Linked DNA regions of Homo sapiens: region 1 is linked to region 2. The links are chromatin loops, found by intact Hi-C in ENCODE. Cell type or tissue: Calu3. All regions are shown on one strand. Links, peaks and the distances in the headings refer to the core of each region. The heading gives the core; the rest is flanking DNA. Region 1 overlaps LINC00616 (long intergenic non-protein coding RNA 616). Region 2 overlaps SLC7A11 (solute carrier family 7 member 11).

Region 1 (17,050 bases), core at 6,082-14,081, 50 kb after region 2:
AGTTCTTACCTATCAATAATTATCTTATATGTAAATAAGTTAAATTCTCCAATAAAAAGAAAGAGAGACAGAATGAATAAGAAACAGGACCCAGTTATGTGCTGACTACAAGAGACTCACCTCAATTTTAAGGACACACATAGAGTAAAAGTGAAGGGATGGAAAAAGATATTCCATGTAAATAGAAACCACAAGAGAGCAAGGGTAGCAACCAAATAAAACAGACTTTATGTCAAAAACCATCAAAAGAAGGGCATTATATAATGATAAATAAACCAAATCCTGAAGAGAATATAGCAATTGTAAAAATACCTTCATTCAACATTAGCACACATAAATATATAAAACAAATAGTAAAAAATCTGAAGAAAGAGACAGATTGCAATACAATAATAGAAGGAGATTTCAATACCTCACTCTCAACAATGAAAAGACCATCTGAACAGAAAAACGATAACTAAATATTAGACTTGAACAGCACTTTAAATTAAATGGATGTAATAGACCTATATGAAGCAGTCCATGCGGTAACAACAGAATACATATTATTCTCAAGAACAAACAGAACATTCTCCAGAATAGAACACATGTGAGGGCACAAAAACAGCCTCAACAAATTCAAGAAGACTGAAATTATATTGAGTATCATTTTTGACCACAATAGCCTAAAACTAAAAATCAGTAAGAGGAATTTTGGAAAAACTACAAATACATGGAAGTTAAACAAAATACTCCAGAACAATCAATGGTCAACAAAGAAATTAAAAGAAAAATTTTAAATATCTTGAGATAAACAAAAATGGAAACAAAACAAACCAAATTTATGGGATACAGGAAAAGCAGTTATAAGAGGAAAGTGTATAGCAATAAATATCTAGATAAAAAACAAAACAAACTAAAGCAAAACAGAAAGATCTCAAATAAACAACCGAATATTATACCTCAAGAAACTAGAAAAAGAAGAACACACAAAACTCAAAATTAGCATGAGGAAGGCTGTAACAGATAAATAACATGGGGAAAAGAAATAAATAATATGGAGACTAGTAAAACAACACATCCATGAAACTAAACTTTTTTAACTTTTAGGTTTAGGAGTACATGTGCAGGTTGTTATACAGGTAAACTGCATGTCACAGGAGTTTAGTGTGCAGATTATTTAGTCACACAGTTAATAAGTATAGTACCTGATAGGTATTTTTAAAATCCTCTCTTTCTTCCTATCCTCCAACCTCAAGTAGGCCCCAGTGTCTGCTGTTTCCCTATTTGTGCCTGTGTGTTCTAATTTTTTAGTTCCCACTTGATAAGTTAGAACATATGGTATTTGGTTTTCTGTTCCTGTGTTAGTTTGTTCAGAATAATGGTGTCCAGCTCCATCCATGTTGCTGCAAAGAAAATGATCTCCTTCTTTTATATGGCTGCATAGTATTCCATGGTTTATATGTGTGACATTTTCTTTATCCAACCTACCGTTGATGGGAATTTAGATTGATTCCATGTCTTTGCTATTGTGAATAGTGCCCTGATGAACATACGCATGCATGTGCCTTTATAGCAGAAGTAATTATATTCCTTTGGGTATATAACCCATAATAAGATTGCTGGGTCAAATGGTAATTCTGGTTTAAGTTCTTTGAGAAATGGCCACACTGCTTTCCACAATGGCTGAGCTAGTTTACACTCCTACCAGCAGTGTATAAGTGTTCCCTTTTCTCCACAACCTTGCCCTCACCACCATCTCTTATATTTTTTCTTTTTTTTTCTTTTTTCTTTTTTTTTTTTTTTGAGATGGAGTCTTGCTCTGTCACCCAGGCTGGAGTGCAGTGGCACAATCTCGGCTCACTGCAAGCTCTGCCTCCCAGGTTCATGCCATTCTCCTGCCTCAGCCTCCTGGTAGCTGGGGCTACAGGTGCCCACAACCATGCCCGGCTAATTTTTCGTATTTTTAGTAGGGACAGGGTTTCACAGTGTTAGCTAGGGCGGTCTCAATCTCCTGACCTCGTGATCCACCCACCTCGGCCTCCCAAAGTGCTGGGATTACAGGCATGAGCCACTGTGACCAGCCATTTTTTTTTTCTTTTTTTATAATAGATATTCTGACAGATATGAGATGGTATCTCATTATGGTTTTGATTTGCATTTCTCTAATTTTGATATAGAGAATTTTTTAACATGCTTGTTGGCCACATGTGTGTCTTCTTTTGAAAAGTGTCCATTCATGTCTTTTGACTACTTTTTAATGAGGTTGTTTCTTTTTTGCTTGTAAATTTAAATTCCTTATAGATTCTAGATATCTAACCTGTGTCAGAAATATAGTTTGCAAAAATTTTTTCCCATTTTATAGGTTGTCTAATTACTCTGTTGATAAGTTTCTTTTGCTATGCAGAAGCTCTTTAATTTGATTAGGTCTCATTTGTCAAATTTTTATTTTTGTTGCAACCTCTTTTGGCATCCTCATCATTAATTCGTTGCCAGGTCCTTGCCCTAGAATGAAATTTTCTAGGTTATCTTCTAGAAATTTTATAATTTTAGTATTACACTTAAGTCTTCAATCCATCTTGAGTTGATTTTTGTATATAGTGTAAGGAAGGAGTCCATTTTCAATCTTCCACATATAACTAGCCAGTTATCCCAGCAGCATTTATTGAATAGGGAGTCCTTTCTCCACTGCTTGTTTTGGTCAGCTTTGTGGATGGATGTATGTGTGTGGCATTCTTTCTAGAACCTCTAATATGTTCTGCTGGTCTATGTGCCTGTTTTTGTACCCGTACCATGCTGTTTTGGTTACTGTTGCCTTGTCATATAGTTTGAAGTCTGTTAACATGATGTCTCCAGCTTTGTTCTTTTTGCTTAGGATTGCCTTGGCTATTTGGGCTCTTTTTGGTTCCATATGAATTTTGACCTAGTTTTTTCTAAGTTTTTTTTTTTTTTTTTGACAGAGTCTTGCTATCTCACCAGGCTGGAGTGCAGTGGCACGACCTCAGCTCACTGCAACCTCCGCTTCCTGGGTTCAAGCAATTCTCCTGCCTCAGCCTCCCGAGTAGCTGGGATTACAGGCATGTGCCACCATGCCCAGCTAACTTTTGTATTTTTAGTAGAGACGGGGTTTCACCATGTTGGCCAGGATGGTCTCAATCTCCTGACTTCATGATCCTCCTGCCTTGGCCTCCCAAAGTGCTGGGATTACAGGCATGAGCCACCACGCCCAGCCAGAATTGTTTTTTTTTTTTTTAAATAAACAAAATTGACAAAACTTTGGCTAGACTAAGAAAAAATGAGAGAAACCTCAAATAAATTACATCAGATATGAAAAAGAAGACACTACAGCTGATACCACAGAAATACAAAGGATCAAAAGAGACTATTACAATTATATGCAACAAATTTGATAATTTAGAAGAAACAAACAAATCCCTAACACATCTAACCTACCAAGACTGATTGATAAAGAAATAGAAAATTCGAGCAGAAAATAACAAGTATGGAGATTGTATCAGTAATAAGAAAGTCTTCCATCAAAGAAAATCACAAGATCTGATGGCCACATGGCTGAATTCTACCAAATGTTTAATGAAGAACTAATACCAATCCTTCTCAAACTCTTCCAAAAAACTGAAGAGGAGGCAACATTTCCAAGCTCTTCATGAAGTCAGCATTACCCTGATACCAGAGCCAGACAAGGACATTACAAGAAAAGAAAACTGCAGGCCAGTATCCTTGATGAACATCATTGCAAAAACCCTCAACAAAATGTTAGCAAACCAAATTGAACAATATATTTAAAGGACCATCCATAATGATCAAGTGGGATTTATCCCTGATATACAAGAATGGCTCAACATACTGAAGCCAATGAATATGATACATTGCATTAACAGAATGAAGGCCAAAACACCATGTAATCATCTCATTAGATATAGAAAAGGCATTTGATAAAATTCAACATCTTTTTTATGATAAAAACGCTCATCAAATTAGGTACAAAAGGAATGTACCGCAACACAATAAAGGCCATGCAGGAGAAAACCACAGTTAGCATCATACCTAACGGAGAAAAAGTGAAAGTCTTGCCTCTAAGATCTGGAACAAGACAAGGATGCTCACTCTTGGCACTACGTTCAACATAGTATTGGAAGTCCTTGCCAGAGCAATTAGACAAGAGATGAAAATAAAATACATATAATTAGGAAAGTAAGAAGTAAAATGGTCACTCTTTGCTGATGACATATTCGTATATATAGGAAACCCTACAGACTAAATTAAAAAAAAAAACTTGTTGGAATTAATGAACAAATACATTAAAGTGGTAAGATACAAAAATCAACATGCAAAAACTAGTCAAATTTTTGCATGCTAATAACAAACTATCTGAAAAAGAAAGAAAACAATCCCATTTATAATAGTGACAAAAATTAACATACTTAGGAATAAATTTAATCAAGGAACTAAAATATGTGTACACTGAAAAGTTTAAAACATTGATGAAAGAAATTGAAGAAGACCCAAATAGATGGAAAGATATCCTATGTTTGTGGATTGAAATAATTAATAGTTAAAATATTCATTCTACCCAAGGTGATTTATAGATTCAATGTAATTACTGTAAAAATGTCTGTTTTATTTTTCATAGAAATAGAAAAAAAAATGCTAAAATTCATATAGAATAACAACAAACCTTGAATAGCAAAGGCAATCATGAGCAAAAAGAACAAAGCTGGAGGTGTCACACTAGCTGATTTTAAACAATACTAGGGAGTTCTCTAGTAATTAAAACAGCATGATGCTAGAAAAAAAAAAAAAAGACGTATCAACCAGCAGACTGGTTGAAGAGAGCCCAGAAATCAACCAATGCATGCACAGTTGATTGATTTTCAACAAACCTGCCAATAATACATGGTGGAAAAAGGATAGTCTCTTCAACATATGGTGGTGAAAAAACTAGATATCCACATGAACAATATTGGACCCTTATCTCACAGCATAAATGAACTAAAAATGGATTAAAAACTTAAACTGAAGACCAGAAACTGTAAAACTACTAGACAAAACACAGGGGGAAAACTATACAACATTTGTCTTAGCAATGATTTTTTGGATTTGACACCAAAAGAACATGCAACAAAAGCAAAATAGACAAATGGAGTTCTATCAAACTAAGAAGCTTCTGCACAGCAAAGGAAACAATTAATATAGGGGAACAACCTATGGATTGGAAGAAAATATTTGCAAGCCAAACATCTGATAAAATGTCAATATTCAAAATATATAAGGAGATCAAACAACTCAATAGCAAGAAGACAAAAAGCCCAATTTAAAAATGGGCAAGGGGCCTAAATAAGCACTTCTTAAAGGAAGACATACAAATGGCCAACAGATATATGAAAAAATACTCAACATCACTAATCATCAGGGAAGTGCAAATTAAAATCAGAATGAAATATCATCTCACATCTGTCAGAATGGCTATTATCAAAAAGATAAACAATAACAAAGGTAAGTAAGAATGTGGAGAAAAGAAAACCCTTGTACACTGTTGTTGGGAATGTAAACTGGTATAACCACCTTGAAAAACTATATGGAAATTCCTTAAAAAACTAAAAATAGAATTACATGAGGCAAAAACCATATTTCTAGGTATTTACCCAAATATTTGAAATACGTTTGTTGAGAAGGTGTGTGCACTCCCATGTTCACTGCAGCAGCCAAGTCATAGAATCAATCTAATTGTCCATCAACAGATAAATGGATAAGGAAAATGTCGTTTATATACACAATGGAATACTCTTCAGCCTTATCAAAGAAGGAAATGTTATTTGCATGTATGCAATTGGAGAACATTATGCTAATTGAAATATGACAGGCCCAGAAAAACAAATACTGCGTGTTCTCGACTATATATAGTATCTTAAAAGAGTTGAACACATAGAAGTAAGAGAGTAGAAAGTGGTTATGGAGGTTGAGGGATGGGATAATGGGGAAATGATGATCAATATGGGTTTTTTTTAAATATCTATTGCACACTGTGGTGGATATATTAATAGTTGATAATGGAGTATTCTACATTTCAAAATTGCTGAGAGTAAATGTCAAACGTTCTCACTACCAAAAAATGTTAAGTATTTGAGGAAACGGATGATTTAACAAGTTTGATTTAATTATTCACATTGTATTCATGAATCATAACATCATATTGTACTCCACAATTTTCTACAATTATAAATTGTGAATTTACAATTCTAAATAATGAGAAAAATGAATATATGGCTTGTCTTGGTGTTAGGAACAAATTAGGAGATTTGTCTTAGTGTTAGGAGCAAATTAGACAGATTTTTCCTAAAACCTCGAGCTAGTTTTGAAATCATTGTATTTTAAAAAAAAATGCACCTATAATAGTCATTTCCTTTTCATTTAATAATATACTATACTTCTATGTAACATTTTGACTTTAGGATACTAAAGTATAAATAAGATTAGATAACTTTAATTTTATGTGTTATTATTCATACTCTGCATTATTAAAAATGTGTAAAGGGGCTAACTTGTAAGATTAAGATACCAATTTTTTTAAAGCAAGAAATTAAAGGAAAATAGGAAAACTGAGATAAATATTAAAACATAAAATGCATCACATAATATCCAATATACTTGGTTGAAAATCTGACCTCAATTTTCCTGTTAATACGGAAAACATTTAAGAAGGATTTTATTCCTTATACTGTAGGATTTTTCCTATACATCTTACTATGAGCTTATAAGAAATATATACTTCCAACATGATATATTTAACAAAAGAACAAAATAGTGAGAAAAGATTGTTAAATCAAGTATGAAAGCAAACTAAATTTTAATCAAAGCATAACATAAATTAGTTTTCGGGTCCAACTTTTAGGTGGTATGATATATCTCCTGGTTGTATGAGGAACAAATGAAGAGAACATTAAAGTGGACATTTGCATATTTTTGTGGTAATATTTATTCAGCATCCCTCATATGCCTTGAGATTATAGTAAATACTTTTATTATGATAAATTTTTCAGATTGATTGACTAGGTTCATGAGGAACTATAAATAAATATTCAATATAAGCTGAATATATCTAGTTATCTCTATAAAACATATGGGAATGCCAGTGATACTGGCCAGTTGGGAGAACATCCAGAGGTATATTTGGATACTGATGCCCCTTTTCTTTTTCCGTAAGTCATGCAAATATTCTCTGTTCTCAGATGTTAGTTAAAATAATGTTAACAATGTTTATTGAGTAACAGTTATGTGTCACAGTATGTAGTTGCTACAGTTGATATTAAGAAAGAGTAAATCCATAACTTAAGGTGCTTATAATATATTAAAGGTATAAGACAAATTTAAGAATATAATACACAATCTAGTAAGGAAGGCTGTCAAGAAGTATCAACAATGTCTGATACAGTGCAGATGAGGGAAGGATGGCTTCTTTTGAGGGACAGAAAAAAAGGTTTCATGGAAGAGGTGATATTTGAAATGGGTCTGGAAGAATTGATATGATTTGAACCAGAGGATAAAGGTGTTCCATGCAGAAAGAATGCCATCATTCTAAGAGCCCAGGTGGCATTCAGTTCTGTTCACATCCTTAACTCTCTGTCCCCAGACCCCAAAGAAGCAGTCACAATAGGAAAAGTCATTTCATTTCTACTCTTATTTACAGAGCTTTAGCCTGCATCTCACACGCTCCAGTTTGAAGCACGTGTCCTGTCCTCTCTCGGTGTGCCTGGCTTCATTAAGGAATCCTCATTTTTGTAGCACTCATTAAAACTGACAACTTATTTGGATGGTCTGCATGACTTTTCTCATCAGCAACTCTGAGAGTTGCTCTGACTCAAATCACTTCCTAGTGCCCCAGCAGCTGCCTATTGATAAGATTACAAGGGATACCTCTTCTCTATTCCTCTCCCTCCTTTCCCCCTGAACCAGGCATATAACATCCCACACTCCAGACTAGTTGACTCCAGGGCCCTGATTTTCTACCTGTCTGGGGTCAGGATAAGATAATAGGAAAGCACCATATAACACAGGAACTGTGAGTAATCTAGTTTACTAGGAACAGGAGATACACTCAGGAGATTGGTAAATTGTCGGCTGGAAAGATAATCTAGGCTCATATTGTAGAAGTCTTTGAGTGACAAGCTGAGAAAATTGTATTTGATTTGATAAGAAACGAGAATCCAATGGAGGATTTTGAGCAGAGCTTACTGTTTGCATTTAGCTCTCTCTCTCTCTAGGTACTGGGTATATGTATGAGTGTGTGTGTTCTCCATGATATATTCTTATAGGAAAAAGAATAGGGTCTATTAGATTTTCTTTGCATAGTGCCACTCACAACTGTGTGCACATAAGAAAGACTTTGTGGAGATGAGGATGATGAGGAAATTTGGGAAAGTTTATTAGACCACAGGGCTTTGCAAAATGTCACATTCATAAAGGGCTCAAGCATTCCTGAGAGGGAAACATAAAGATTGTCAAAGAGAAAGTAGGCAATGCCAGTAAAAATGGAATAGGTATTTACCCTGTGGAAGTCTTTAGTTTTAACTGGCAGAGACTAGATGGAAACTGAAACAAATCTCAGAGTTTCATGCTCTGCTGACAGCAGAGATGTGGTTCAGTTAGCATCTTGCCGAGTGTTTAAAGGATGTGAAACTCTTGCAGTTTACAGTACATTTGGCAGCTCCCTGTTGGATAATCTTTTTTATGTGTATTCTGTTTAGAAGTGAATTCTACACCAGTTATTTTAAGTATTAGTTTTTAAATCTGTTGCTGTGTTAATTATAGCAAGGACAGCAGCAACACAATAATAGGCTGATGGGAATGTTTTATTTAATGAATCAAGGAAATATCCACCAGGGCTGTATAGAAATGGCAGTGGACTGAAAATAATCAAATATGAATGGGTTTAGGTAGCCAATGGCACTGACAGCTTATGAAGCTGAACACCAGATTTTTTTTTTCCTGCTGTAGTTTATGTGAGAGTCACTGAAGAAAATAACCCTTGGCATGATTATATTTTCTTGTGGAATGTAACTAATTTCACAGTGGAATAATTTTGACAAGAGTTCTTAGTTTCCTTCCATATGTTTTATTTCATTTTTTTAAAAAAGAGGCCTTTGCCCTGGCACATTTGAGTGCTATTGAGCACCATAGGAAAACTTTATTTTTTGTGCCAGAAAAAAAAAAGAAAGGTGAGTCACGGTAAATTGCTCTTACACAACTGCATGCTAGCATGAAGACCTCAAAACCAAACAAAGCAAGAGGCCATCTTGACTCCTCATCAAGGTCTGAAGCAAAGTGAAAATTATGGATGAACATTTAATATTAAGTTCCACACCTTCCCTCTGCCCCTGCAGACCAGGTATATAACCACCTTTGTTTTAAAGACAGGTGGAGGAGTTACTGTGTTTTCATTCAAATACATAAACATTTGAAAAGCCATAGCATGAGAATAAGTGGCTGAAGTTATAGAAAATTAAATAATTTTTACCCTTTTCCTGTAAAAAGCTATCCTACAACTTGTATGTACAATATGTAAGGAGGAAAATAAAGGATACCTAGCAGTAGTACTGATTGATGTTGGATTTTTTGAAGCGCAGGCCTTTCATTTCCTTGAATTTTCCATTGATTTACTTCAAAGTGTCATTTCAAAATAGCTTTCTGGGACTAGGGATCTTGGCATGAAATCTTCAGTATGTTCTAGGATACTTTATTCTGGCACTTATTTATCTTATAGATTAAAAAGAAACTTAGAGCCTTAAATGGTTGGTTATGTGAGCTTGCCTCTTCCACCTCCACCCCATACACATAAACACACATACATAGGCACACACACACACACATCTTTTCCTGCTGATATTTTTAAATTGTACTCCGAATAAAAACCAGTTGTCAGGCCTCTGAGACCAAGCCTGCACGTATACATCCAGATGGCCTGAAACAACTGAAGAACCACAGAAGAAGTAAAAAATAGTCAGTTCCTGCCTTAACTGATGACATTCCACCATTGTGATTTGTTCCTGTCCCACCCTAACTGATCAATTGACCTTGTGACATTCCTTCTCCTGGACAATGAGTCTCAGAAGCTCCCCATGGAGCACCTTGTGACCGCCGCCCCTGGCCGCAAGCCAACAACTTTCTTTAACTGTAATTTTCCACTACCTACCCAAATCCTATAAAACTGCCCCACCCCATCTCCCTTTGCTGACTCCTTTTTTTGGACTCAGCCCGCCTGCACCCAGGTGATTAAAAAGCTTTATTGCGCACACAAAGCCTGTTTGATGGTCTCTTCACCCCTACGCGCGTAACACCAATCTGCTGAATAATTTCTGCTTGTTGTAAAGGTAGAAAATAATTTTTTTCTCTACTTTTTCTGAGTTCTTAACTAGTCCCTCCAGTAACAAAAGATAGATTAAGAGGAGAAAAACAAATAGAAGTTTATTAACATTTAATCCTTAGATACACATTCATTCTAGATATTCACAGAAATTAGTCAATCTCAAAGATGTGGGCTTAGTTCAGGCTTAAATACCATCCTCTACTGAAAAAAAGAAAAAAGAGAGTTGGAGGACCAGTAATGTGGCGGTAACCAGGAAAAGCATGGAAAACAAGGGTAAGGTTTGTTATGCAGATTTAAGTCAGTGCCTTGTCTATTGATAACAATCTCTAATGATTTAAAGTCATTCGCTCCTGGTACAGAGAGGAAGACACCCTTACCAGTGGAGATTTTCTTTATAAATGTAAATTTCCCTTTACAAAAGGGTAACCTGTACTCTATTTTTAGGGCTTCTCATGTGTCTGTGGTACCTTCAAATAACCAGCTCAAAATAATCCTTATGCTAAGGAGTCATATTTCAGGGTGGCATATTCTGGTCTCCTACATAATTGATTGAACTAAATATCAGTAGAATAGGAAAAAGAAGAAGTAGGGCCACAACAAAACAAAGCTGTAAATGCTGTTAAATGTAGCTAATACCAATGTAATCATTAAAAATTTAACATGAATTTAAGCCCAAAAGAAAAAATAAGCACACAATAATTCATTAAAAAAATTTGTGGTTCATGTTCAGTACCTGGTAAGCTAATGTACAAGAGGCATGAAAAGTTGAATAAGATACCTGCTCTTGAGATCCTCAAAGTCTGATAGCAAATGTAGAAAGAATTATGACGTAGTATGGTGAGTTCTATAATAAATTACACCTGCCTTTGCAAAAATTATAACAGTGAGAAAATTATGACAGTGAAAGAGATCTGACCTAACCAACTTCATCTTGCTTTTAGCCTCTAAGCTGCCCTTGTTCATTCCTGGGAGAAGGCCAAGCTAACTTTTGGAGGAATTTCATTTATACTTTAACTTTGAAACAAAGATGACAACAGTTTCTCCTGACACAAAATCCCTCCTGGCCTGGGAACCAGACTGCCTTTGAAAAACTAACAAATTAGCCACAAGATTAGAAATTACAGCTCAGGAGTCATGCAGCCAGAGGCCACAAGATCACCAACCCCCTCAGTTGCTCCTATAGACAACATTACTATTGTAAAACCTAAGCTTGGTGTTTGTGGTATTTCTTAGGAAGTACATTCCGATGGATCAGCTGGCGCCACCTAGACTGGTGAACTGGCTCATCTGGTCTTGTTGTCCCCACCCAAGAACCTACTCAGTGCAAGAGAACAGCTTCAACCCTCGCAAATTAGCTTTAAAAAACCCTAGCCTCCAAATTTTTGGGAGGCTGCTTTGAGTAATAATAAAACTCTTGTCTCTTGTTTAGCTGGCTCTATGTGTATTAAACTCTGTCTTGTATTTCCCTTGTCTTGATAAATCAGCTTTATCTGGGCAGCAGGCAAGAAGAACCAGTTGGGTGGTTACAAAATGAATAGTTCACAGGCAGTGATGGGGCTCACATCATCCCAAAATATGATTGTAGGAGACCAGTATATACAACCCTAAAATATGCCTCTGTGGCATATTATTTTGAGAAACTGCAGACATAAAAGCAGCTCTGAAAAGTTGATCCTTTGTAAGAGAAATTGACATCTATAATGAAAATCTCTATTTGTAAGGGTGTCTCCCTCTCTGCACCCTGAAGAGAGAGATGAGTAATTGGAGAAGATATTGACTTAAATCTGCATAACAAACCTTATCTTTGTTTAAGGTGCTTTTCCTGGTCATATCATAACCAGGCCTTTCCCCACATCCTTCTTTCTTTGTTTCAGAGAACAATGGTATGTAAGCCTGAAGTTTAAATGCTTTTCTTTGAGATCTACTCTAGAGAATTACTCATTTCCTAGCTGTCTCATATAAAAATATACATGTTAATAAACGTGTTTATTTTCCTGCTATTAATGTATCTTTTGTTAGAGAGAGTCCCACATGAGAAATATGAATTGTAGGGAAAATTATTTTTTCTCCCCTACAACAACTAGAAAGTAAGGAGGGTTATTAGTAGCAGAGTCAAAAAGAAGAAAGCATACACTGGAAAAAATTGTAACTCATATAAAAACAAAACAGATCTAATTTTCTTAATATGTAAAAGGTTTCCATAAATGAGTAAGACTAATTACCTACTAGAAAAATGTGAAAATTATATAAGCAGATAATTCATTAAAAAGAGATACACATAACCCTTAAAATATGAAAAGGTGCTGAACTTGAATCATAATGAAAGAAATAAAACATAAAATTACACTGCAATAACATCTCTCACCTATAAAGATTGATAAAGATATGTAAGTTTGATACACAGTCTTATCAAGAATGTGGGAGAAATGTGAACTTCACATATTGCTTGAGAAAGTATAAATTGGTACAACACATATGGAGAATAAATGAAAATATTTACCATAATTTTATACTCTCTGATGGAACAATTCCAATTTATTCTGTGAGTATACTAGTATGTTTTTGCAAAATGATATATGTGTTACAGAAAGGGGTCCCAATCCAGACCCCAAGAGCAGGTTCTTGGATCTCATGCAAGAAAGAATTCAGGGCAAGTCTACAGTGCAAAGCAAAAGCAAGTTTATTAAGAAAGTAAAGTGGGCCAGACATGGTGGCTCATGCCTGTAATCCTAGCACTTTGGGAGGCCAAGGTGACAGATCACTTGAAGTCAGGAGTTCGAAACTAGCCTGGCATGGAAAACCCCAAGTCTACTAAAAAAACAAAAATTAGCCAGGCATGGTGGTGTGCACCTGTAATCCCAGCTACTCGGGAGGCTGAGGCAGGAGAATTGCTTGAACAAGGAGGCGAAGGTTACAGTGAGCCGAGATCATGCCACTGCACTCCAGCCTGGGCAACAGAGCTAGACTCTGTCTCAAAAAAACAAACAAACAAACAAAACAAAACAAAATTAATTAAATAAATGAAAGTAAAGTGGTGAAAGGACAGCTACTCCATAGACAGAATAGGACGTTCCTGAAAGTAAGAGGAGGAACGTGTCCACCCTAGTTACAATGCTTGTATATATATGTATATATATACATAGGATAAAAATAGATCTTGGGGAGATGTGCTCTGCTACAAGAGTTTGTGATAAAGGATTAATTTTATTAATTACTATATTTTGCAATAATTGATACTATTATCTTTAAAGCAAAACTATGAATGCCTTTGTTCTCCAGATAGCAGGATATCTGGACACTCCCAAGTCTGGGTCTGTTTCGTAAGCATTATTAATTTGTTCCCTTAACCATAAACCTCTAGAGGCTAAGGATGCCTCATTTTCTGGAAATGTAGCCCAGCAAGTCCCAGACTCATTTTCCTAGCCCTCACTCAAAATGGAGTTGCTCTGGTTCAAATGCCTCTGACATATGTACAGGACTATTAATTCCATCATTGCTCATAATAACAAAAGTTAAAAATCATTTAGAGTTTCATAAATAGGAGAGTGATTAAATATACTATACTACAACCCTGACATAAAATACTATACAGCTATATGGGAATAATGCTATACTCTCTATACTAATATGAAAACACCTCTCTCCAAAACACAATCATTTAGTGGAAAAAAGCAGTGTTCAGAACACACTGCATAGCACCCTACTATTTGTGTAAAACCAGAGCAAACTTGTCTTTGCTAATTTATGCATAAATATTTTTGGAAACACAAAGTTAGCCAATGAGAAGTGAAAGGGAACAGCATGAAACAATAGTGCAAAGGAGACTTTTCACTACCTGCCTCTAAATATGTTTGGATTTTGGACTATGTGAATGCAATATCTTTTGTAATTGCCTGATAGGATTTTTTTCTGCCAACTGCACACACAAAATCAATTCACTGAGACCACAGTATTGCACCAAAGAAAGAGTTTCATTGATGCAAGAGGAGCTATGCTGAAGATGGGGTTATTACTCAAACCAATCTCCCCAAAGGCTTGGAGGTTAGGGTGTTTCAAGTATAGTTTGGTGGGCATGGGGCTAGGGAATGGGTGCTACTGATTGGTTTGGGATGAAATCATAAGGGTGTGGAAAATGGTTCTCTTGTGCTGAGTCTGCCTCTGGGTGGGAGCCACATGACTGGTTGAGTCAAGAATCACAGATCTGGGTGAAATCAGCCAGCCATCAGAAATGCAAAAATCTGAAAAAACATCTCAAAAGACCAATCTTAGGTTCTATAACAGTGATGTCATCTACAGGAGTAATTGGGGAAATTATAAATTTTGTGACCTCCTGAACAATGGCTGGTTATATTTTAGCAGATTTAGGCTCCCTTCATAATGCTAGCCTTACGGCCTTTCATTAGTTTTACAAAGGCAGTTTAGTTTTGGGGAAGGGCAATTATCATCCTTGCTTTAAGGTTAAACTATAAAATAATTCTTCCCAAAGTTAGCTTGGCCTATGCCCAGAAATGACCAAGTACAGCTTGGAGGTTAGAAGAAAGATGGAGTCAGCTATGTCAGATTTCTCTCACTGTCACAATTTTTCAAAGGTGGCTTCACTATTTGAAAAAATGAATTTTTTTTTAAAAAAAAGAAAAAGAGGAAGGAATAAATACTTCCAATCTTGGCAGTCAGGAAAGCCTTTAGAAAGGAAGTGGTAGTTGAGCTGAATTTTGGAAGATGGGCAGTTCAAGCAAAGAGGAAAGAGAAATGAATGGCATGAGGAAATACTCAGAAATATGAAAATATGTGGAGGGTCAGCAAAACCATAAAAAGACACTTGGAAGGAAGCTTCAAAGAGCGAAAAAGAGAGCAGTGATATATAAAACAAAGGAAGTGGAAAGCTCCAGGAAGGAGGGCATGATCATTAGCATCAAAAGCTGCCAGGAGGTCACCTAAGGCTGCAGCACTCCCGCCGTTTATCTGCAGTTTATCTGCAGTTGATCTCCACTTTCTGCTCTTGACTTTTTGCCACTGGACACTGTGGTTACAGGCGTTGGTTTTGTTTCTAGTTTTGCTAACCAGTGATTTGCAGATTCTTTGCTATCAATGTGTTTCTTTGTTAGGCACTTGGATAATGAAAAAGGTAACAGATATAACAGATGACTTTAAAAATTTTTAAATCTATTTTGTGAGAAAAAATTGCATCAGCTAAAGAGCTTATGGACAATTAGAACGCAGTATACCTAAAAATGCAAAATAGTACAAACAAATTTATGATTTTCATAGCACTTAGTTTGTTAAGATACATTACAGGGCTTATTGAGCGGTAATCAAATGAGGTAGCACATATAATAATAAACCGTCATGGAGTACGGTATGAATAGAAGGAATGCTGATGAAGACAATAATGACGATGCAAACATAATGATATCTCGAAACGAAGGGAACATTTCACCCTAGCTCTGTGTTTTCCTTTGTGCTTAAGCCTGTTCCTCCCCATGCTTTTTCTTCAGAACGTTCCATAACTGTGTGGTTAAATGGATAAAACTGGCCAGAATTCCAAAAAAAGCTTCATGAATTTATGTTGGGAAAAGGAGCAGGACATTCAGGAAATAAGAAGAGACTGGATGATGTTGACAGAAGGAATAGCAGGAGCACAACTCTAGTCTCCTGAAAGGGTGTGGCTTGTTCTAGCTCCAGGGAATGGGAAGAGTCTGCAGTTCTGACTGATCATAAACTAGGCATGCGATAGCGGCCTGATCATTTCACCTTTCTCAATTTCAACTTGATTACCTATAAAACGACAAGATCAGTGGTTTCAAATTTTTCTTTTAGAAGTGCAATTTTATTTTTCTTAGGTAAACTGTGCTTAAAAGACCAGTAGACAGAACAGTGGTAGGAGTTGCTCTGGCTGGAGCAAGTATGGGCAACCAGCTGCCCTCTTTTCTCACTGCCTTTTGAGATGGCCTCTGAATGAAGCACCATAATCCAGTAAATGAGGGAATTGGACCGTCTTATGGCCCATTCAAGTTCTAGTTTTTTCTTGTTTTTGTTTTTGTTTTGAGACAGAGTCTCATGTCACCAGGCTGGAGTGCAGTGGTGCGATCTTGGCTCACTGCAACCTCTGCCTCTCGGGTTCAAGTGGTTCTTCTGCCTCAGCCTCCTGAGTAGCTGGGACTACAGGCACACGCCAACACACCCGGCTAGTTGTTTTTTTTTTCTTTTGTATTTTTAGTAGATACGAGGTTTCACTATGTTGGCCAGGCTGGTCTCGAACTCCTGACCTCGCGATCTGCCCACCTCGGCCTCCCAAAGTGCTGGGATTACAGGCATGAGCCACTGTGCCCGGCCTCTAGTTTTTAAAATTGTCCATGGCTTTAGTATTCTGAGAGCACTGAAAAGGTGATTAGTTAAAGGATGAGATTATTCTAAAAAACATTTCTCAATGTCTTCTTTGATCATTTCAGTAGTATTTCAACTTTGGATTATAAAAAAGCTATTTCCTTGGGCATCATGGTGGTCTAGGAACCCCAATAACCTTACTGAGATACCTATATACCAACCTCGGAATCTTATAACTGAAAGATACATGGGTTGGCAGTTATATAAACCTCAAAGGCAAATACAATGTGAGCTGTTTAAAAGTCTCAACTTAATATCAAACTATGCTTACTGGCATTATATTATTCTCCTATAATATATGCACAG
Region 2 (17,050 bases), core at 4,158-12,157:
GTTTTCAATTCTGAAAAAAAGCATACATCATGATTATGGCAAAGAGGAGAGAAAGAAATTTATTTTACATTGACATTGCATTGCTTCCCCTTAGATACCAATTTAGATAACAAACACTCATGCTTTAATGGATTATACCCAGAGCACTTTGAACAAAGGTCAGTGGGGATTGTTGAATACATTAAAGAAGAGTTTCTAGGGGCTACTGTTTATGAGACACATCCAGGAGTTATGTTTAAGTAAAAATCCTTGAGAATTTATTATGTCAGATGTTTTTTCATTCATTATCAGGAAGTTTTAGTTATCTGTCATTTTTTTTTTTCACATCAGTTTGATCAGGAAAGTGTATAACACATCTTAGAGCAAGAGTTAGTTTGGTATTAAATCCTCATTAGAACAACCACCTGTTTCACTAATAACTTACCCCTGATGAGTCTATCTAAACATATGCATTTTAAGCCTTCAAATTACATTATCAACATGAGAGAAATCACCAACAAAGAAGATGTTCAAAATAATAGTCCCATATCTGTAATCATATCTACATGCAATGTTAGTAATTCTGAAGTTTTTTAAATTTATGGCTATTTTTACACGATGATGAATTTTGACAGTTTGTGCATTTTCTTTATACATTTTATATTCTTCTGTTAAAATATCTCTTCAGATGAAACTGTCCAGATTAATTAGGAAAAGGCATATATTAACATAAAAATTGCAAAAGAAATGTCGCTGTAAATAAGATTTACAACTGATGTTTCTAGAAAATTTCCACTTCTATATCTAGGCTTTGTCAGTAATTTCCACACCTTAATTATCATTCAACTTGCAAAAGAGACAACTGATAAGAAGAAAATTGAAATGAGAATCTGTGGATAAGTGTTTGTGTTCAGAAGATGTTGTTTTGCCAGTATTAGAAAATACTGTGAGCCGGGCATGGTGGCTTACATCTGTAATCCCAGCACTTTGGGAGGCTGAGGGGGTGGATCACCTGAGGTCGGGAGTTCTAGACCAGCCTGACCAACATGGAGAAACCCCATCTCTACTAAAAATACAAAATTAGCTGGGCATGGTGGCACATGCTGGTAATCTCAGCTATTGAGGAGGCTGAGGCAGGAGAATTGCTTGAACCCGGGAGGCGGAGGTTGCAGTGAGCCAAGATTGCACCACTGTACTCCAGCCTGGGTGACAAAGTCAGACTCCATCTCCAAAAAAAAAAGATTATATATATATATATATGTGTGTGTATGTGTGTGTGTGTGTGTGTGTGTATATATATATATATATATATACACACACACACACACACTTTTTATATATATATATATATATATATAGTGGAACTTACAAATGAGAGTAATATAATGATGAAATTTTGAACTGTTATTTATAAACATCTAAGGTAAAATGGTTAGTCATGGCCAGAGTATGTTTCATCCTTTAATTTTTGTCCATTTGAAAATAAGGATTTTTGAAAGAATTATACCAATTAAAATTATTAAAGGCAAACATAGAATTCATAAAAAATTGTCCAAAGTAGAAATGATGACCTATAATTTGGAGCATTTCCAATTCAGTAATTTCAATTTTGCTCTTGAAAACATTTAATATATATCCAAGACTGACATTTCTTTAGCTGAACCTAACGTTTGGGTCTCTGAGTGAATTTATAATAACTCCTTCCTTCCTTAGCATAGGGTTTTCAAAATTTGATTTATAATTCCTATTTCCAGTAAATATTGTTCATTTGTCCACATCTCTCCCTATGATATGTTGCTGGAGGTAAGAATTTCTTTCATATTCCTATTTTTTTTTTCCCCATAGACTAGGCTCATAGAATTTAAACAAGCAAATTTTCCTGAGCTTTTTCTTGCCAAATGAAAGAAGACTGGTAAATTCTCATAGAGAGGTTTGTGTAGTTCTTGGCTCTTCCTGGGGTTAATGTGCTTATATTCACAGTGGCAAATTGGTCTCAGACTTTAATTTATTTATTTTTGATTTGAATTTCTCTTTAAAAGTATCAATTTAAAAGGTAACTAGAATTATTCTTTCTCATTTTCAAAAGTGATTTTTGCATTATTAAATTTCCCTGCCATTGTAATGCCATTTCACGCAGAAAAAAAGTCAGCCAGTAATTAAGAAAAAAAGTGATGGAGATTAAGTAGTATTTTGGCTTATTTTTAGGACTCATCATGAGAAGACACAGTTCCTTTAATCAGGAAATTAATATCCATAATTTTCACTCAAAATTGCAGTATGTAAAGCAGATTCTCAAAAACTCTCCTGAACACTTATTTATATATATGTTTTTATATAAGTAAAATTTTTCTCATATTTTTATACGATATGCACACACACACATACATGCACATACTACTTACTACATGTTCTGTACTTGTACTTTGTACCATGCATATTCAAATGTTTATATACATAAGTTTATTATAACATAAACAGTAAAAGTAATGAATACTGTTTAAAATAACTAATATAGTATTTTTTAATTTTTGTGGGGATGGATTCTCAAATACTTGTGATTTTAAAAGATTCTAAAGCTAAAACACAACTTGATTTTAAAAAGAATGATTCTCCTTACACAATTATAAATATTTGCAGTAAATATTTTCCTTATAATACTGTTTTGACCCCATTTAAAAAGTATTAGATTATATTCCTTTGATCCAATGAAAACTGAACCTTATAAATGGTTAGCTGAAAGTAGACCTTATTCTTGTCCTTCTTTAGAAGAGTAAAGATTTGTCCTAGGGAAGATGGCTGACTTCGGTTCCCAACATGCGTATGCATTTAGACTGTAGCTCCTCAGCCCTGTGGACACAAAATTTGGACAGCTTATTAGGTTACGTTAGCAATGCATGACGGTTTCTCCAACACTAAGATATTCACGTTGAAACAGATTTCCTGTTCGTCTTATGTGTCTGGTAAAATTGTTTCCCCAATTACAATTTGACATATCAATAGAGGGTTAACAAGAGTATAATTACATAACAGAATTCCTCATGAACTGTAATCAGTCTACAGGAAAATCATTATTTTATCTTGATTTGCAGATGAATATACTGCTAAGAAAGGGAGCAACTCTGACCTTTGTTAAAGTTGATCTTTTGTAATTGAGGTATAAGGTATGAAAAGATAAAAAACCGAAGGCCAGAGAATCAGGAAATGAAAGATAGTATGGACTGAAGGTAACAATATTTTAATGTTATGCAATATAGTCAGAGAAATATTAAAAATTAGTTGTTTGCTGTGCATAGGTGGATCTCGCAGGAAGCTAATGAAACCTAAGCTTCAGTGCCTCTCACTTAGACATGTTCCATTCGAGGTCCTGAACCTAACTTTGTATTAGGAATTCTGTACTAATTTTGTTGAAGAAGACCAGCAAAGTTGTGTACACTTCTACCCCCACAAAATCTGCATTGTCCATGTGAGTAAAGTAAAATAATTCCTGTTATTTTTTTCTGTTAGAAATAAGTATGGAGGATATGTTTTTAAAAATTTATGAGTTAATTGAAATATCCATATATAACAAGTGACTTTCTCACAATATATATGATGTGATATATAGGGAGATAGTTTCACTTTCATCATATTTTATACGTTGATTCTGAACTATAGAAAAATAATAAATGGGATTTTAATTATAGCTCTTAGTTGGGAAAGAAATATAGAGAGATGTGGGATTTGAATGCCCATGAAAGACATTTTATTTTACTTGAATATATTCTTGCTTCACTTTACCCTCCATAATATGTTGTACATTAGTGCTGATCAAGTTTACAGAGTTACATTTTGCTTTCCTAACCATTCAGTCAGGAATTAAAATATGGCATTGTATAACAACTGGGAAGAAGCTCATAGTGGATATAAATTAGAGTAGATAATGGGTCACCTTGATAGCCTCTGTTTACATTACTTGTATATGGGCAAAATAATTATTACCTATACGTGTATTTAAGCTTAATTTTCATATAAACAGTATTTTTAATCTATGTTAAAATAGATAATATCTAAAAGTGTGATCTCTAGGTAGTCCTTAGTTTATTAGTACTGTACTTCAAAAAGATTTTTAAATAGGTCCGGCACGGTGGCTCATGCCTGTAATCCCAGCACTTTGGGAGGCTGAGGCGGGCGAATCACCTGAGGTCAGGAGTTCGAGATCAGCCTGGCCAACATGGTGAAACCCTGTCTCAACTAAAAATATAAAAATTAGCCGGGCGTGGTGGCAGGCGCCTGTAATCCCAGCTACTCGGGAGGCTGAGGCAGGAGAATCACTTGAACCCAAGGGGCAGAAGCTGCAGTTAGCCAAGATCGCATCATTGCACTCCAGCCTAGGGGACAAGAGCGCGAGACTTCATCTCAAAAAAAAAAAAAAAAAAAAAAAAAGATTTTTAAATAATAGCTAAAGGTATGCTCTCTAGGTCATCCTTAGTTTATTAGTACTGTACTTAAAAATTATTTTTTAATAGTCAATTTTGGGAGATAATTATTTCTTTCCTTATATTTTCCAATTAGTTGGTGTCTAAAAATAAATGTTTTGTCTAATTTTAGATCAGGTATACATTCACAAAAGCATAAATCATAGTCTCACAGGAAATTCACCAATTTTCCATATGTCGTGAGATAACTGTCCTTTCTACAACCTCATAACAATGAATTTATATAATTACCTAGATTTTCTTAGTGTGAATCTACCCATTAGTTTTATTTTCTTGGTAGTTATTTTTTTCCCTCCTCTCTGTTACTATTGGCCTTAAAATACACAGAGGACGGTTACAGTGTCCTAATAGCTGTTACATGTGTGTGTTTCAGCGTACTTGAATCAAGTGTACATTTATAGTACCAATAACCGCCTTTACAGCTTTACAGTTAACAATTCTCTCACAAAACTGTAGAGCATTAGGCATCTGAGAGCCATAGAGGGCCAACTTTGTTCCAGAGTGAACATGCTTTTTTTCCTCAACATATACACTACTGATTTTTTTTAAAAGTATGACTTTCAAGTGAATTAATGTATTGGTTAGGAGAACTGCTTGCTAAGTCCTTATTACCTCTTGTTAAAGCCTCAGAAGGCCGTGCTGAAAGCCAGAGGGGAAAAAAAGAGTAATGCACAGGTATCTCTTTTGCAGTGGTGACTGTATTTTGAGTACCTTGTGTGACAGGGTATTATTACAGCATCTTGTGGGAAAACCTATTAGGCCTTTGCATGTTAAAGCTGTATAATTTGTTGGGTTGTGAGTGGTCTGACTTAAATGTGTATTATAAAATTTAGACATCAAATTTTCCTACTAACTAACTTTATTAGATGCATACTTGGAAGCACAGTCATATCACACTGGGAGGCAATGCAATGTGGTTACCTGGTCCTAGGTTTGAACTGTCTTATTTCAAAAGATTTCTGAATTAATTTTTCCCTAGAATTTCTCCTTCATTCCAAAGTACAAACATACTTTGAAGAATGAAACAGATTGTTCCCATGAATGTATGCTCATACTCGACTAGAAACGATCTATGTTAAATGACTGTGTATATGAATTATTTCAAGTACTACCCCAAATAACTTTCTTATTGCTCTGAAAGAAGAAAAGCAATGTAAATCACTATGATTATTGCACAAACAACCAGAATTCTCCAACAATTTTAAGTAATCTGATCCTCTTCTTGGAGAAAATTGTTACCTAATAGTTTTTCCTTATGAATGTTATTACTACTGGTATAAATCAAATTTCTATAAATTTCCTACTTAAGTCTTAAGAACTGGGTTCTTCCTTTGATGTTATTCATGTTCAGAAAGGAAACAACACTTTACTCTTTTAGGACAATTCCTAGAATCTATAGTAGTATCAGGATATATTTTGCTTTAAAATATATTTTGGTTATTTTGAATACAGACATTGGCTCCAAATTTTCATCTTTGCACAATAGTATGACTTTTCACTAGAACTTCTCAACATTTGGGAACTTTGCAAATATGAGCATCATATGTGTTAAGGCTGTATCATTTAATGCTATGAGATACATTGTTTTCTCCCTATGCCAAACAGGTGAACAAACGTAGTTGTTTTTTACTGATACTAAATGTTGGCTACCTGTGATTTTATAGTATGCACATGTCAGAAAAAGGCAAGACAAATGGCCTCTTGTACTGAATACTTCGGCAAACTTATTGGGTCTTCATTTTCTGACAGACAGGATTTGACTCAATATTTGTAGAGCTTGCGTAGAATGGATTACATGGTAGTGATGCACTGGTAGAAATGGTTTTTAGTTATTGACTCAGAATTCATCTCAGGATGAATCTTTTATGTCTTTTTATTGTAAGCATATCTGAATTTACTTTATAAAGATGGTTTTAGAAAGCTTTGTCTAAAAATTTGGCCTAGGAATGGTAACTTCATTTTCAGTTGCCAAGGGGTAGAAAAATAATATGTGTGTTGTTATGTTTATGTTAACATATTATTAGGTACTATCTATGAATGTATTTAAATATTTTTCATATTCTGTGACAAGCATTTATAATTTGCAACAAGTGGAGTCCATTTAGCCCAGTGGGAAAGTCTTGGAACTCAGGTTACCCTTGAAGGATATGCTGGCAGCCATCTCTTTGATCTGTGCTTAAACTGTAATTTATAGACCAGCTAAATCCCTAACTTGGATCTGGAATGCATTAGTTATGACCTTGTACCATTCCCAGAATTTCAGGGGCATCGTGGGTTTGGTCTAGTGATTGAAAACACAAGAACAGAGAGATCCAGCTGAAAAAGAGTGATCCTCAATATCCTAACTAACTGGTCCTCAACTCAAGCAGAGTTTCTTCACTCTGGCACTGTGATCATGAAACTTAGTAGAGGGGATTGTGTGTATTTTATACAAATTTAATACAATGTCTTACATTGATAAAATTCTTAAAGAGCAAAACTGCATTTTATTTCTGCATCCACATTCCAATCATATTAGAACTAAGATATTTATCTATGAAGATATAAATGGTGCAGAGAGACTTTCATCTGTGGATTGCGTTGTTTCTTAGGGTTCCTAGCACTGATGCCTGCACAAGCATGTGATATGTGAAATAAAATGGATTCTTCTATAGCTAAATGAGTTCCCTCTGGGGAGAGTTCTGGTACTGCAATCACAATGCCAGATGGTGTTTATGGGCTATTTGTGTAAGTAAGTGGTAAGATGCTATGAAGTAAGTGTGTTTGTTTTCATCTTATGGAAACTCTTGATGCATGTGCTTTTGTATGGAATAAATTTTGGTGCAATATGATGTCATTCAACTTTGCATTGAATTGAATTTTGGTTGTATTTATATGTATTATACCTGTCACGCTTCTAGTTGCTTCAACCATTTTATAACCATTTTTGTACATATTTTACTTGAAAATATTTTAAATGGAAATTTAAATAAACATTTGATAGTTTACATAATAAATGTCGTCATGTTTTGCTTTCTTTTTAAGCAGTGTATATTCATTTAAATTGAAGGCCTTAGTTTTAATGATTGATTGAATTTATCTATTACTGATTCCCCAAATTTGTTGGAGCATCCCACTTTACACCAGTTTCCTGTACTAAAAACTGGAAGTGTTGGCAGACCCAGTCTCCTGGAAACACTCTTCTTTTCTTTCTCATGGTCTACATCCATCTGTCCTCTGGTCTGAAATATCTAGCTCCTCTTCTATTTCCACCTGTACAAGTTCAAAATCTTTTCATTTCAGGCCTTTAACAAGAATTTTGTCTTTTATCTCTTTACACTCTCAACTGTTTCCCCAGAATGTTCTTCCTGAAACTCAAATGAGGTCAAAATTTTCAATGGTTTCACATTTATATATATATATATATATATATTTTATTTTGTGGATGGATAAAATTCAAACTCCTCCATGTAACACATAGGGCTTTCCATCACCTGTCACCTTTCTTTCTCCAGCTTTCCACATTCTCGGCAGCCATATTAAATGTGTTCTCAGTGGTTCAATAGCAACAAAATATGATGCCATTATTTCTTTTTACACACTGAATACTCTTACAGGAATTAATTATATTTTCCTCCCCAACTCCCATCTCCTTATTCCACACACAGTTAACTTCTACCCAACATTTAAGTTCAAAAGTAACCTCTTCCAGAAGCCTTCCCCAAGTTGCTTTAAGACCTGACACCTGAACGCATTCATCATCTGGAGCACATCTTTTTTGTAGAACTCATTGAACACTGCTGTAATTGATTTACTGGACTCACTTTTCTGCCTGAATTTGCTGATTTTGTCTTTCGCCAACTGAAGCATAGTAGGTGCTCAATTAATATTTATTAAATGTATAATTTCAGTGCATGCATGAATAAATGACATTCATTAGGTTGCAGGGTTAGCTTTTTTATGATTAGCATAGAAGCAGGTTTTGTTACTCCTAAATTTAAGCAATCCATTAGCTTCTATGGAAACAGATTTTCTGTAAAAGCTACCTGCCAAACAAAAGCAAGCTGACTGGGAAGTTTGAGTCAGTCTCTCTTTTTCTCTACCACCACAGGTAGGTAGGTCCTGATGAGGGAAATACTCAGACAAATAGCCTATTATGAATTATTTAGGCCCCTACATTCTTGATACAGTATCATTTTCATATATCTTGACAAAAAATAATGGTCTGATATGTAGAGCAGAAAAAAAATCTAAATTTTTGATGACCAAATTTTACTTGGAAATAGACATGGGAGATTAAATAGCACTTTTCCTGGGGTAAAATGTTTTGGGAGAACAAGGAAAAAAGAAACCAACAACGTTGGCACCTATTAAATTTATACAGTTTTGAAAATAAATGCAATCCATGAGATATGTAGATATATTTATTTAAAAATTAATAAATATGACATGTATTGAATTAAAATATATAATGTCTAGTAATTAGTCTTTAAATTGTCATTAGGCTTTTAAACATGCTGGTTCAGGTTCAGATAGACTTTTGTAACTGGAATACATCTAAACATTTTTTCTTAAATTTTTAGGCAATGTCTAATTTATAAGGATTTGAGATGATTACACATGCTGAGACAAGCAGGCTTTGGGTGGGTAAGTGTACTGTTGCTTTTGTCTCCACATGCCCTAACAATTACATTTGCAGACTCCCTAGAGATCTGACTTTGAAAGTCAGGCCTGTTTTTTTGTTGTTGTTGTTTTTGTTCTTTTAATGTTCTTAAGCTTAAGAACACCTGGTCACTAGTGGGCAGTGGCTAAAACTATGATCTAGAAAACATTTGAGGTTTGAAAGAATTCAGAAGTAAAAATATAATTAGGATTCAATTCCTTCAAAATTTTAGCTTCTAACATTTATTAATCTCTGAAAGGCATAAAACAGGATTTTGGAGGTGTTAATGCAGGCTAAACACTACAAACATTGAAATAACTCTCCAGCTACGATAAAATAACTTAGTAAGTGTAAATGAAGATAACCCTAAGAGACATATGGGAAAGTTATTTTCCACTAGTTTTCATTTTTATTGAAAACAAGATAAACTAATTTTACTTTTGTGATGTAATTAACATTGTAACTGTATAACATATCATTATGATCATATGTTTTGTTTCCTAAAATCTAAGGACACCATAAAAATTTATTTCATGTTCGGAATGCTGCCTTCAGCTTACTTAATGTTCTCTTTTTAATTCTCACATTGCCATGTTCCTTTAATAATTTGTTACTCAATGATCTACAGTCAAAATTTAGTTCTTCGTTCATTAATTCAGCAAAAATTCACTCAGCACTTCCCGTATGACAAATCAATATTGTAAATGCAACAACTAACAGTTTAGATAGTGCCTCTGCCTCATGAACCTACCGTCTAGTTGGGGGGAGAGATGCTTTTTCTTAATCAGTCAAATGTGTAGTCACAAATTAGGATTAGTCTCAGGTGCTGTAAGACAGTACAGCCAGGTGGATGTGATCTGGTCTGGGATGTTGGCAAAGGCTTTCCTGAAGATGTAGTATGAGTTGCTATTGAAGGATGAGTGCACATTAACGAGATAAGAGGAGGCAGGGTGAGGAGTGTTACAGGCCAAGTGAATGATGTGACAATAGCTCTAAGCCAGAATAAAATAAGCAAGGCTTGTTTAAGAAAACAAATGAAAGACCAGCACAACTAGAGTATAGGAGCAAAGTACAGAATTCACTCTAGGAGAAGCAAGTGTAGAGCACTTATTAGGCAATATTCTAGATTTCAGTATTTACCAATATAATGGAGATAGCATAGGCAAGTGAAATATGTACATATAATATAAACAGTGAACTTTATCAAAATTTCAAATATTTCCTTCTCACATGTACATAGAATTTTTTTAAATAGTAAAAAAAAAGGTTTGAGTTTTATTTATTTTTTAAAAAATCTTATATTTTACCTTTGTAAACTGCAATGGGCTTAAGACACATATTTGGAAAGAGAAAATAATTGGAGGAATTATATAATTAAGAAATGTGGGAAATTTTATTTCTAGGAATTTTACCATCGTCTCTCCTTAGCATGTTTCCCTCCTCTCTTCCAAGTTAGATTATATCTGATCTGCATTGTTAAGTACTCACTGATTATTATCTCTAACATCTGTGATTTTTAAAAAATAAATACTCTTCTGGTGTTTTGATTTTTTATTCTAATTTTAACTTCTAAAATTTATTTATTTATTGAGACACAGTCTCACTCTATTGGCCAGGCTGGAGTTAAGTGTCACAATCTCGGATCACTGCAACCTCTACCTCCCAGGTCCAAGGGATTCTCGTGCCTCAGCTTTCTAAGTAGCTGGGATTACACGTGTGTGCCACCATGCCTGGCTAATTTTTGAATTTTTAGTAGAGACAGGGTTTCGCCATGTTGGTCAGGCTGGTCTCGAACTTCTGATCCCAAGTGATCCACCTGCCTCAGCCTCCCACAATGCTGGGATTACAGGCATGAGTCACCATGCCCGGCCTAAAATGTATATTTTGCCCACATGAAAACACTAAACAAAATCTAATTAACATGATATGTTATTAACAAAGTTATTGTCTCTCAAGTCAAGGCATTTATTTGATTTTAATGGTTTACTATGAAAATCGTCAATATAATAAAATTATTTAAAGCTTTTTCTGATTCTTTAGAGACTCAGGGAATGATTTTTTTTTTCATTTTTTTCTACTCTTCATAATTCACAATAAAAGAAAAGTGGCTCTTGTAGCAAAAGAACAGTAATTTTGCTTAAGGAATAAAAAAATAGAGAAAATATTATTTTAAATTATTTAAAGAAAGTTTCCATGGAAAACAGGGAATTCTATGATATAGTTTTCTCATACTCAAATTTCCCTTACCTGAAATGTTATTGCCAGATGTTCTTCTATGCATTTTTCGTGATATATTGATTTCCTTAAAAGAATAATTTGATATCATCCAGGTGTGCCTAATGATAAGAAAAAGCTAATGTAGAAAGTCTACAATTATTAGTAAAACGCTTTTTCAAATTACAGCTCTCAGATTTCAGTGAAAGAATATTGAATCAAAGAACTGAAAGGGCAGAAGAAATTGAACAATGGTTCAATTTTGTAATAGATGTTATTTATCATTTTTATTAAACTTTGTATTAGCTATGTGCCTTGTATTGACTAGGATACTCCTCACCTGTGACTATGAATAAGACAGATGACAAGCCTTACTTCCATTTTTGGATTAAGAAAATGAGTCCAAAGTAAGTAAAATGGCTTGCCTAGAACAACAGAGAAAATCAGAGGTCAGAGCAGATTTTGATTATCAAATGACTCAAGCTTCAAACTGTTGAATCAAGCCATCTCTTAGGTGAAGGCAATTACTTCGTTTTATTTATAAGGCAATCAATTATTAAATATTTTGTATCTACTATATGATTAATAATGAATTTTATGATGTGGGGAATGTACCATGATTCTTCAGCCCTAGGAACTCACAGTAATTCAGCTTGGATAAAGATGAATCTATAAAACCACAGAAATACACAATTTAATACAGTGTATGATTAACTGGAAACTGTGTGTTATAATTGTAAATAAGTTAATGGATATGACATGCTGGGCTTCGCTTTAGTCCTTAAATATTTGGAGGTGATTGACAGGGGGGGTAGAAGTTGATTTCAGATGATGATATATGTGTGGTTTACAATTTCAGTAAAGACATATAGTAAAAGTGGACCATGCTTTTGGTTTATAAAAGAGTTAAGTCCAAGTAGACTAGAGAATAACAAATATGAAGAAGTTGGTTGTGTTATTTATATTCACTTATGACAGAGCCTTTAAAACATGAAAAAGAATTTGATCTGAAGACGGAAGTCACTGAAGGTATTTTGGGCAGGAATAATGTGGTCAAAGTGGCAACTAAACAAGATTATGTTGTCAGCTCTGCTGGAGAGATTATAAGGAAAAAATCTAGAATCAGCAAAATATAGCTGATGAGCTTTTGCAATGAGCAGGCATGAAGAAGTCTAGATTGGGATTAGTGATGAAAGCAGATAAATAAAACATTTGTGAAGAAAAAACCAACAGGACTCTATGCCTAACTTACTAGAATAAGAGGAGGATGAGTCATTGTGACTCTGAGATTTCAGCTGAATGAGTTGATGATTAGGGTCATATGTGACTGAAACAGGCATGCTTGGTGATAAACTTCTGATTTCCCTTTATGGAATGGTTGGAGATTGGCACACATTTCCATTTGTGAAGTCCTGAATTTGGGGTGGTGAAAATTCCATCGGGGGCCAGGCACAGTGGCTCATGCCTGTAATCCCAGCACTTTGGGAGGACAAGATGGGTGGATCACTTGAGGTCAGTAATTCGAGACCAGCCTGAACAACATGGTGAAACCCCGTCACTACTAAAAATACAAAAAATTAGCTGGGCATGATGGTGGGTGCCTGTAATCCCAGCTACTCAGGAGGCTGAGGCAGGAGAATCGCTTGAACCCAGGAGGCAAAAGTTGCAGTGAGCCGAGATCATGCCATTGCACTCCAGCCTGGGCAACAGAGACAGACTCCATCTCAAAAAAAGAAAAAAATTCCAGCTGGATATTTCCCCTGATTATTAGATTACAGGGCAAAAGCCAAGGTGAGAGGACAGGATTCTAGATACACATTGTTAGTGTTCTTGAGGAGGCTAGTAACACTCTTTTCCACTGGGTCTATTAATCAATTAAGACATATATCTAAATTATAAGGCAGATAGAAGAACAAAATACCACCATCATGCAGATACAGCTAACACAGGAGAATATGACTCATAGCTATGGACAAGTGGACTTTCTAATATTGAACTCTAGGGTTAAAAAAATGTGCCCATCTAACTATAGGCAGCCTTGTACCATTCAAGCTTTTTCCCACGGATCCTTGACCCTATAAAACTTATAGTGTGAATTAATGCCCAGTAGAATTGATGTCCTCTGTGGTCAGGCTGCTTCCCAAGAAGAAAATACATATCATCAGTTGTTGTTTTTTTTTCCACCAAACTCACCTGTAAGATTAAGACACTACTGTTCTAGAAAGAGGCCAAGAGTATTTCCTTAATGTAGCTCTTAATGAAAACAAATAACAGGCATGCAAAAGAACCATCTCCTCTTCCCCACCTTATCACAACTAGGCATACTCTGAGAGAGATGATACTTTGGGTTTAGAAACCATGTCTATTGCATTTTGTAGCCACAACCTAACTCAAGTAGGCTGTCTGGAAAATATTAGTCTCAACATATACTTTTTGATGAAATGAAATTGCCAGTTGAAGATGATGTGAATTGATGGCTTTCCATCAGTGAGAATGGAAAAATGGAAGCACATAGCCCCATGGAATAAGTTTGCATGAGCTGGGTAGGAAATGAAATGAGGCAGGAGAACTAAAAGGGAAAAGAGCAGTGGGCATCTACTAAGAATCTTTGGATCTAAGATGAATGTCTATTTTAGATGATGAAACAATTTATTGTAGTTTCAGAATACCTTCATTGATGTCATCTTTTATTTCTCAAATTTGTTCAAGTTGGATGGATGACAGACATCCTGAGCTTTGTGTTTCAGATATGTGGTTAGTGAAAAGATGTCAAACAATGATCGCTGTATTATCTTCGGATCCCGGAAGCAGTCAAGGACACAATTTTTAGCCTTACTAAGCTTGTTATGGTCTATTAGATTGTATTGTTTGATACTCTTTTAGATGCAAATAACAGAAACCAATTCAAGTAATTGAAACAAAAGAGGAGTTATGATAAGAATATAGTAATGTCTTGAAAAACTCTTTGTCAGGAATGCCATCTGGCCTCAGAAGGGCTGAAAATCTGGAAATGGAAAGCGATATGAAACCAGGCATTATTTTCTCGCCATTTCTTATCTCTATGTCTCTGGGTGACTGTATTCTAGCTCTATTCTTCTGTGTACTGGCTTTCTCTCTGCAATGCCTTAGGCTATACATCTTCCACAATCAAGAGAACAACTCAAAGACTCAAATCTTTAGTCACAATAACAGATACTACGTTCTAACCCCAAATAGAGTCTAAAAATTGTTCTAAGGTCCCTGCACAAGTAGATGGGTGAATGATTTTGAAGAAGTAAAATTCCCAGAGAATATAATGCCTATAACAGGTTTCCTCTACATAAACACACACCACATACACAGTTACACAAAGCATGAATAAATCAAGAAAGTGGAAAGAATATGAAAAGTGAAATGCAGCCAATAATATCTAATGACTATCAAATGCATATTATATGACTTTAGTACATTCTAAGTGCTAACAGTATGCTAACTTGTTCAATCCTCTTGCCACTTTGTGAGGTCTACACTACTATGAAGGAAGGTGGAGTTAAGTAGTTTGTCCGAAGGAACACGGTAAGTGTCTGGCACAGTTTAGACACCTTTACATAGAAGCCTCTTAAAATTATCCCCGTTCTTTGACCACCAATTGTTTTATTGTACATCTATTCATAAATATTGAAATTTTTTTGCTTATTGGACAAAAGCAGAAGAAACTGCTGTCATGGGAGAATTGATGATGAATATTACTTGGTTCTTCAGGCTATCCATTGGCCACAGGGCATACTGGCATTTGCCTCATCTAGCTGTAGGGGGATGTTAAGGGTGAATTACAATTTGGGAAGTTTTCTCACCAAGAGAAAATCCAGCAAGTAGTAAAGCAATTCAAGTCAAATAATAGGCCTCGTTTCGACAATCCTGCCATGAGGTCATAGCTAGTACAAATGATTACTAGCTACTATTTACTTCTAATTAACAATTCCCCTTTCCCCTTGGTTTCAGAAGTTTCTGTTTTGTCAGGAGAGGAGTGGCATGAGCAGTGGGCAGAACAATAGGGAGATGTGGATGCATTTCCAATTTCAGTTAGAGATTTTATCACTTCCTCAAAAATGGTTTAGATCAAACTGACAAAACATGAAAGTACAGAATTTTTTAACATGTATAGACACATTTAAAATTAAGCTCACTAATATACGTATTTATATATATTTACCTAATATATTAGTATATATATTTAATACCTAATAAGCAAATAGAGTTTTTGAATATCCATGGACCATTCACAAAAATTGAATTTCTCCTGGGACTCAGTGAAAACTAATTAAATTCCAAGAATTCAATATCTGAGAGACTGCGGCAATAATATAGCAAAATCAAATCAACAACAAAAGGATAGCTTAAAATCCTACATATCTGCCATCTTAAAAATACATTGTTGGCTGGGCATGGTGGCTCATGCCTGTAATAATCCCAGCACTTTGAAAGACAGAAGCTGGCAGATCACCTGAGGTCAGAAGTTTGAGACCAGCCTGGCCAACATGGCCAAACCCCATCTCTACTAAAAATACAAAAATTATTGGGAGGCCGAGGCGGGTGGATAACGAGGTCAGGAGTTCAAGACCAGTGCGGCCAAGATAGTGACACCCCATCTCTACTAAAAATATTAAAAAATTAGCCAGGCATGGTGGCTGGTGCCTGTAAACCCAGCTACTCGGGAGGCTGAGGGCAGAGAATTGCTTGAACCTGGGAGGTGGAGGTTGCAGTGAGCCGAGATCGTGCCGCTGCACTCCAGCCTGGGCGACAGAGCAAGACTCTGTCTCAAAAAAAAAAAAAAAAAAATTAGCCGGGTGTTACATACCTGGCTAGGTAGCACACACCTGTAATCCTAGCTACTAGGGAGGCTGAGCCAAGAGAATTGCTTGAACCCAGGGGGCAGAGGTTGCAGTGAGCCAAGATCGCACCACTGCACTCCAGCCTGGGTGACAGAGCAAGACACCGTCAAAAAAAAAAAAAAAGGTTAAAACTTTAGGTTAGGAAAAAACAGTTTCAAAATACTTAGAAGAGGATGATAATGAAAAAACAGCAAGCCAGCATTTTTAGCTTCTAGCTAAAGCAGTTCTTAGAGGGACATTTAGAAGGCAGGTGGAATGGAGCTGTGGTCACGGGAAGGAAAATAACAACGACAAAAACAAAGCAGCAACAAAACCAGGCAAGGGGCTGCACAGGTTCAGCAAGAGGAAGGATCATGAACTGAGGAAATGCTTAATAGTATTAAAAAATAATAATTTTGAACAAATTAAATGCAATAATGTATTCCATTAATATCAGTTTTTAGAAAGGGGAGTTATTAAATAGCAAATTACAATGATACTAAAGGGCTGTGATAGAAATGTATGTACCAATGAAAAATCATCAGTGCATGTTTTAAAATAGCACAGCTTCTTCAGTTATTTATACATCTGAGGTTTAAACAAGAGAGAGGAAAAAATGAAGAAGAAGAAGAAGAAGGATGGTTAGTTTTCCATGTTAGCAAGAAAAATCTGTCTCGCCTATAGAGTACTGCAATTCCCTGCTTCACTGTCCAGAGAATTTACTACTATTTTTTAGGTCTGAACAAGTATAGAACAGATTCTCTCACTTCTGAGCTTTTCTAGCAGAATCTATAACCTAATAATCTGCAGTGTCCAGGCAGTGTAATTTTCAAATAAGATACTCTCCACAATTTACTTTTAACTTGTTTTTTTTTTTTGAGACACAGTCT

Evidence for each region. A loop is a pair of places that touch in the nucleus more often than their neighbours do. Peaks named below come from ENCODE experiments on the same cell type or tissue, not always from the same donor. Only the 100,000 strongest peaks of a DNase experiment are listed, where the experiment ranks them.
Region 1: it touches region 2 in a loop (3-fold over the local background); 5 of 110 quality-filtered maps call a loop at or near these places.

The regions. Positions count from the first base shown.
Region 1 is chr4:138,106,203-138,123,252 of GRCh38, reverse strand. All of the region lies in intron 3 of LINC00616 (long intergenic non-protein coding RNA 616), which reads left to right. All of the region lies in intron 3 of SLC7A11-AS1 (SLC7A11 antisense RNA 1), which reads right to left. Among named protein-coding and RNA genes, the nearest start is that of LINC00616, 16 kb to the left of the region's middle. RefSeq lists an enhancer at 9,134-10,043. In Calu3, for the core only: no CTCF peak of the experiment used is centred there; DNase peaks (open chromatin) are centred at 10,152 and 11,602.
Region 2 is chr4:138,154,493-138,171,542 of GRCh38, reverse strand. SLC7A11 (solute carrier family 7 member 11) reads left to right here. Exons shown (of 12, transcript NM_014331.4): 12 at 1-7,446. SLC7A11-AS1 (SLC7A11 antisense RNA 1) reads right to left here. Exons shown (of 7, transcript NR_038380.1): 4 at 2,725-2,826; 5 at 1-10. Among named protein-coding and RNA genes, the nearest start is that of LINC00616, 32 kb to the right of the region's middle. In Calu3, for the core only: no CTCF peak of the experiment used is centred there; no DNase peak of the experiment used is centred there.